Linked DNA regions of Homo sapiens: region 2 is linked to region 1. Evidence: read pairs that join two places in POLR2A ChIA-PET (ENCODE). Cell type or tissue: OCI-LY7. All regions are shown on one strand. Each heading gives the region's core, and the rest is flanking DNA. Links, peaks and the distances in the headings are about the cores only.

What was found. Peaks named below come from ENCODE experiments on the same cell type or tissue, not always from the same donor. Only the 100,000 strongest peaks of a DNase experiment are listed, where the experiment ranks them.
Region 2: POLR2A ChIA-PET joins it to region 1 with 14 read pairs; 3 of 35 experiments call an interaction of 5 or more read pairs at or near these places.

Annotation. Positions count from the first base shown.
Region 1 is chr4:70,873,095-70,876,014 of GRCh38, forward strand. No RefSeq gene overlaps it. Among named protein-coding and RNA genes, the nearest start is that of MOB1B, 28 kb to the right of the region's middle. In OCI-LY7, for the core only: no CTCF peak of the experiment used is centred there; a DNase peak (open chromatin) is centred at 1,847; H3K4me3 peaks cover 1,119 bases; H3K27ac peaks cover 1,297 bases.
Region 2 is chr4:70,727,732-70,730,651 of GRCh38, forward strand. The region is part of intron 1 of RUFY3 (RUN and FYVE domain containing 3); the gene reads left to right. Among named protein-coding and RNA genes, the nearest start is that of RUFY3, 7.2 kb to the left of the region's middle. In OCI-LY7, for the core only: no CTCF peak of the experiment used is centred there; no DNase peak of the experiment used is centred there.

The DNA of each region.
Region 1 (2,920 bases), core at 323-2,822:
TCAACTCTTGTGTCCTGCCCAGAGTTTTCCTGAGACAACGAGGCTTGAGATGCTTTTGCTTGCTGGGTGCCCTTGCATTTGTAACTCAGAAGTAAGGGGAGAAAGTGCTCCCAAGGAGCAAATCTTTGGCCAAAAGGAAACAAGAACTAGCAGATAAATTCTTCCCTGTTTCTTGACTTTCCTGAAAGGCATTTGTTCATCCAACCTCTCAGAAGATGGCCCTAGAGGAACAATCAGTCACCCTTGATATAAGTGGTGGTCGGTTTGGAACAGCACCCTCAAATTCACTCTACTAGTTTCCTTTCCTCCACTTCCCTTTTCCTTCACTCCTGCTGTCTTCGGACTGCGCTCTCTATAAAGTAGCAGCATATAAAATTTTGTTTCAAGCTGTGCTTTCCAGCTGAGGCACACATAGGGACATAACAACCTGATGCAAAGTGTGGTCCTAAAACATTTTAGAGAATAAATGGAAAAACTTGTATATGGACTGGGGTTTTAGATGATACTAAGGAATTATTCATTTTTTTATGACCATGTTATTTTGGTATGCAGGAAGTTTTTTTAGACATGTATGCTGACATACTCAAAGGTGAAATCATACGCTTTAATTCACTTTAAAATACTTTAGCATTGACAAAATAGAGTGAATATGTAAGATGTTTCTCTCTCTACAGCTTTCTAAGACTAGGCTAATGATATTAATCCGTGTCAAATTTTAATTTAGAGACAGGAGGCCCAATACTGATTAAAAGTTAAATAGGATAAATTAATGTCAAATTTTATGTATTTTCCCTGCTTTCCAGTCATGTATCATTAATCGCAAATTTATAGAAATTTTTAAAAGAAGAAGGGTTTATTATTTTCATACATGTGAAAAATATAGTCTGGGCTTGGCGGCTTATGCCTGTAATCCCAGCACCTTGGGAAGCTGAGGTGGGCGGATCACCTGAGGTCAGGAGTTCGAGACCAGCCTGGTCCAACATGGTGAAACCCCGTTTCTACTAAAAATACAAAAATTAGTCAGGGGTGGTGGTGGATGCTTGTAATCCCAGCTACTCAGGAGGCTGAGGCAGGGAGAATTGCTTGAACCTGGGAGGTGGAGGTTGCAGTGAGCTGAAATTGCACCACTATACTCTAGCCTGGGCGACAGAGTGAGACTCCATCTCAAGAAAAGAAAAAAAAAAAAAGAAAGAAAGAAAAGAAAAATATATATGCAAAATATATGCATATGTATTCATATGTATATAAAAACTAAAGCCCAGATTTATAACAAACCACTGAGGGGCTGGGCGTGGGGGCTTACACCCGTAATCCCAGCGCTTTGAGAGCCTGAGGTGGGTGGATGACTAAGTCCAGGAGTTTGAGACAAGCCTGGCCAACATGGTGAAACCTACTGAAAATACAAAAATTAGCTGGGTGTGGTGGTGCATTATTTCATGATGGTAAATTGCTTTCAGCAGTAGAAGCAAGCCTTTTTTTTTAGACGGAGTCTCACTCTGTTGCCCAGACTGGAGTGCAATGGCGCAATCTCGGCTCACTGCAACCTCCGCCGCCCGGGTTCAAGCGATTCTCCTGGCTTAGCCTCCTGAGTAGCTGGGATTACAGGTGCGTGCCACGATGCCCAAATAATTTTTGCATTTTTAGTAGAGACGGAGTTTCACCATATTGGTCAAGCTGGTCTCGAACTCCAGACGTTGTGATCCTCCCACCTTGGCCTCCCAAAGTGTTGGGATTAGAGGCATAAGCCACCGTGCCTGGCCCTCATCCATATTTTTATCAGAATGGAAAGTGATAACCAATTTAGGGTTCAAAGGAACAAAGACTTCAGCAGTCTGCATGGAGCTTACAGAGCATGAAAACGGACACCTCTTTCTCATTAAAATGCATCTTTCACTTCCTTATTTTTTTTTCCCAAAGTAAATACAGTTATGTATCTGTTGAGACAGAGACATATAATTATCAGGATTCTCTCTTGGATTCAGTAATAAGACTATGGGCTGGGTGGGATGGCTCATGCCTGTAATCCCAGCATTTTGCGAGGCCGAGGAGGGTGGATCACTTGAGCTCAGGAGTTCAGGACCAGCCTGGGCAACATGGCAAAACTCCATCTCTACAAAAAAAAAAAAAAATTAGCCAGGTGTGGTGGCTTGCCCTAATCCCAGTTCCTTGAGAGGCTAAGGCACGAGAAACCTTGAACCTGGGAGGCAGAGTTTGCAGTGAGTTGAGATCCTACCACTGCACTCCAGCCTGGGCAACAGATTGAGACCCTGTCTCAAAAAACAACAGCAATAATAAAAATTTAAAACAGTAATAAGACTATGTTTTTGTAAGACTTCTGTGGCTTACGTTGGAAGCAAAGTTAGGTTGCTTTCCCTAACCCTTATTTCACTGACCAACAGATAATGCTGTATAGATGGAATTCTTTGTTCTTCTTAATGTTAGTATAGGGATCTGCTATAATTTGTGAGTTTTTTTTTTTCTTTGAGTCAAAGTCTCGCTCTATCACCCAGGCTAGAGTGCAGTGGCGTGATCTTGGCTCACTGCAAACTCCACCTTCCAGGTTAGAGCGATTCTCCTGCCTCAGCCTCCTGAGTAGCTGGGATTATAGGCGTGCACCACCATGCCCGGCTAATTTTTTGTATTTTTGGTAGAGACAGAGTTTCACCATATTGCCCAGGCTGGTTTCTAACTCCTGACTCAAATGATCTGCCTGTCTTGGCCTCCCAAAGTGTTAGGATTACAGGGGTGCACCACCATGCCCGGCCAAGGGATCTGCTATAATTTGGATATTTGTCCTCTCCAAACCTCATGTTGAAATTTGATCCTTCATGTTGGAGATAGGACCTAATGGGAGGTGTTTGAGTCATGGGGTAAATCCCTCAAGAACAGATTAATTCCCCACCTTGGGGGTAAGTAAGTT
Region 2 (2,920 bases), core at 210-2,709, 150 kb before region 1:
AGCCGAGATCGTGCCACTGCACTCCAGCCTGGGCAACAAGAGAGAAACTCTGTCTCAAAAAAAAAAAAAAAGATTTTTTTAAAGAAATTCACCAATACATGTTATGTATACGCATGTCCACATACGTGAAGGGCAGGGATAGTATTACCTTCAGTATTATTGAGTGTTTAACAACAAAACCAACTATAGCTATGACTCAGTTTATAACACGTTTACCCTTAATAAGTTTACCTAATTAGAAATGTATATGTTAATAAAAATTTTTACACTTTAAAGAGGATTTTTAAAGAATGAAATCCTGACTCATTTGTTGTCTCAAGTGACTACAGATACCCCTTGAATTAAGATGGGGTTATGTCCTGAGAAACTCATCCTAAGTTGAAAATACCATAAAATGAAAATTCACTTAACACACCTACTCTACTGAACTTAATAGCTTAAGTAGCTTAGCCTCTCTTGCCTTAAACATGCTTAGAAGACTTAAATTAGCCAACAGTTGCGCAAAATCATCTGGCAGCACAGTACCCTGTAGCGTATTGGTTGTTTACCCTGATCTGTGGCTGATCGTGTGGCTGACTAGGATGGTGTGGCTGACTGGGAGCTGCGGCTTGCTGCCGCTGCGCAGCATCGTGAGAGAGGATCACCTGGCGTATTGCTAGCTCGGGAAAAAATCAAAATTCAAAATTTGAAGTAGGGTTTCTACTGAACACATATCACTTTCTCATCGTTGTAAAGTTGAAATATCGGAAGTTGAACCCTCATAAGCCAGGGACTGTCTGTGAATTGAAATTAGCCTAAAAGACAGCAGTAGTATCATATTTCAAAAAAGAAAATGTTATTTTGCATATACTGCCTTTACTCTGTAAAGTGTTTCAGACAGATTTTTTTAAAATATAATTTGTGATCTAAGTCCAATTCCTTGTTCTTAAACTAAATGTCCAGCTTTTGGTCTATTTTCTTTTTTCTTCCACATTCCTACTCTCTGTTATCATTTTTCGGATATTTATATGGTTTGAGTGGCAGGCAAGTTAAAAATCGCAATTTAAAATAATTTTTGTGTGCTTTTCAAAGTGAAGCTAAGTTGGATTTTTTTAAATAAGACTTTTTTCCGATTACAAAAGGAAATTTGTTGTGGAGATTTGGATATTTCTTTTTTTTTTTTTTTAAATGAGGCCTTGAGATTTGGAAATTTCTAAGTAGAATTTTGACACAGAATTCAAAATGACTGAAGAAATCTGCTGGATACCTAATGAGTCTCTTTAGAGTTGGGTGGATAAATTAGTCAATGGAAAACTTTATTGCTGTCAATATGGGGTATATTTGAGAACAGTAAAGGAATTAGTACAATAATGGGGTTGATTTGGCAATTCGTGTTTTAGCTACTGTGATGGTCATTAATTTAGAGATAATATAGGATAGTGGTTAAAAGTATGGATTTTGTGGCTTGGACCTGGACCTGGATTCAGTTCCTTACCCAGTACTCAGTAGTCATGTGACGTTGCACAAGTGATCACTTCATGCTTGAGTTTTTTTGTTTTTTTTTGAGACAGAGTCTCACAGTGTCACCTGGACTGGAGTGCAATGGCACGATCTCAGCTCACTGCAACCTCCACCTCCTGAGTTCACACAATTCTCCTGCCTCAGCCTCCTGAGTAGCTGGGATTACAGGCGCATACCACCACACCCAGCTAATTTTTTGTATTTTTAGTAGAGACGAGGTTTCCCCATGTTGGCCAGGCTGGTCTCGAACTCCTGACCTCAAGTGATCTGCCCACCTCTGTCTCCCAAAGTGCTAGGATTATAGATGTGAGCCATCATGCTTGAGTTTTTCTCTCCTCTTAACTGGGAATATTAACGGTAACTACTTCAGAGGTTAGGAGGATTAAATGAGATACTTAATGTAAAGCACCCTATAAATGGTAGCTATTTATATTAGTAGTTATTCATGAAGCAGTAGCTGAAGCCACAGCAGTTTAAGCCGGATTCTTCAATACATTGCCATTTTATTTTATATTTCTATTTTTATATCTATCTTTATAGAGTAGTCTGAACAAGTTATTTATCAGACTAAAGATGAACATTAGTAGTAGCTTAAACTCAAGTTTTAGCATTGTCCTTTCTTGGACCTCTATAAATAAGAAAATAATTGATTAAAAATCCACAAGTTATCAGTTATCCAGGAATATGCATTTTTGTTTCTTTCGTTTTTTTTTTTTTTTTGAGATGGAGTCTCGCTCTTGTCACCCAGGCTGGAACACAGTGGCGCAATCTTGGTTCACTACAACCCCTGCCTCCCCAGTTCAAGCGATTCTCCTGCCTCAGCCTCCCAAATAGCTGGGATTACAGGCACCCACCACCATTTCTGGCTAATTTCTGTATTTTTAGTAGAGACAGGTTTTCACCATGTTGGCCAGGCTAGTCTTGAACTCCTTGAACCTGCCTCGGCCTCCCAAAGTGCTGGGATTACAAGCGTGAGCCACTGCACCCAGCCAAAATATGTGCTTTTCTATTAACCTTCTTTTAGGGATAAGGAGTCTGACATTGAGAGGTGATGCACAGATGATCAGTTGAATGCAATAAAATATACATCTGGCCTGATTAGTTACTTTCCGCTAGGAATTATTTACTCCAAGTGTTAAAAATGTATTCTCTCATTTAATTTTTACAACAACCTTTTGAGCCTAGGTACAACTATTACCCCCAATTTACAAATAAACTGACATTTGGCCAGGCGCGGTGGCTCACACTTGTAATCCCAGCACTTTGGGAGGCTGAGGCGGGTGGATCACCTGAGGTCAGGAGTTCAAGACTAGCCTGGCCAACATGGTGTACTAAAAATACAAAAAAAAAAAAAAAGATTAGCTGGGCGTGGTGGCAGGTGCCTGTAATCCCAACTACTTGGGAGACTGAGGCAGGAGAA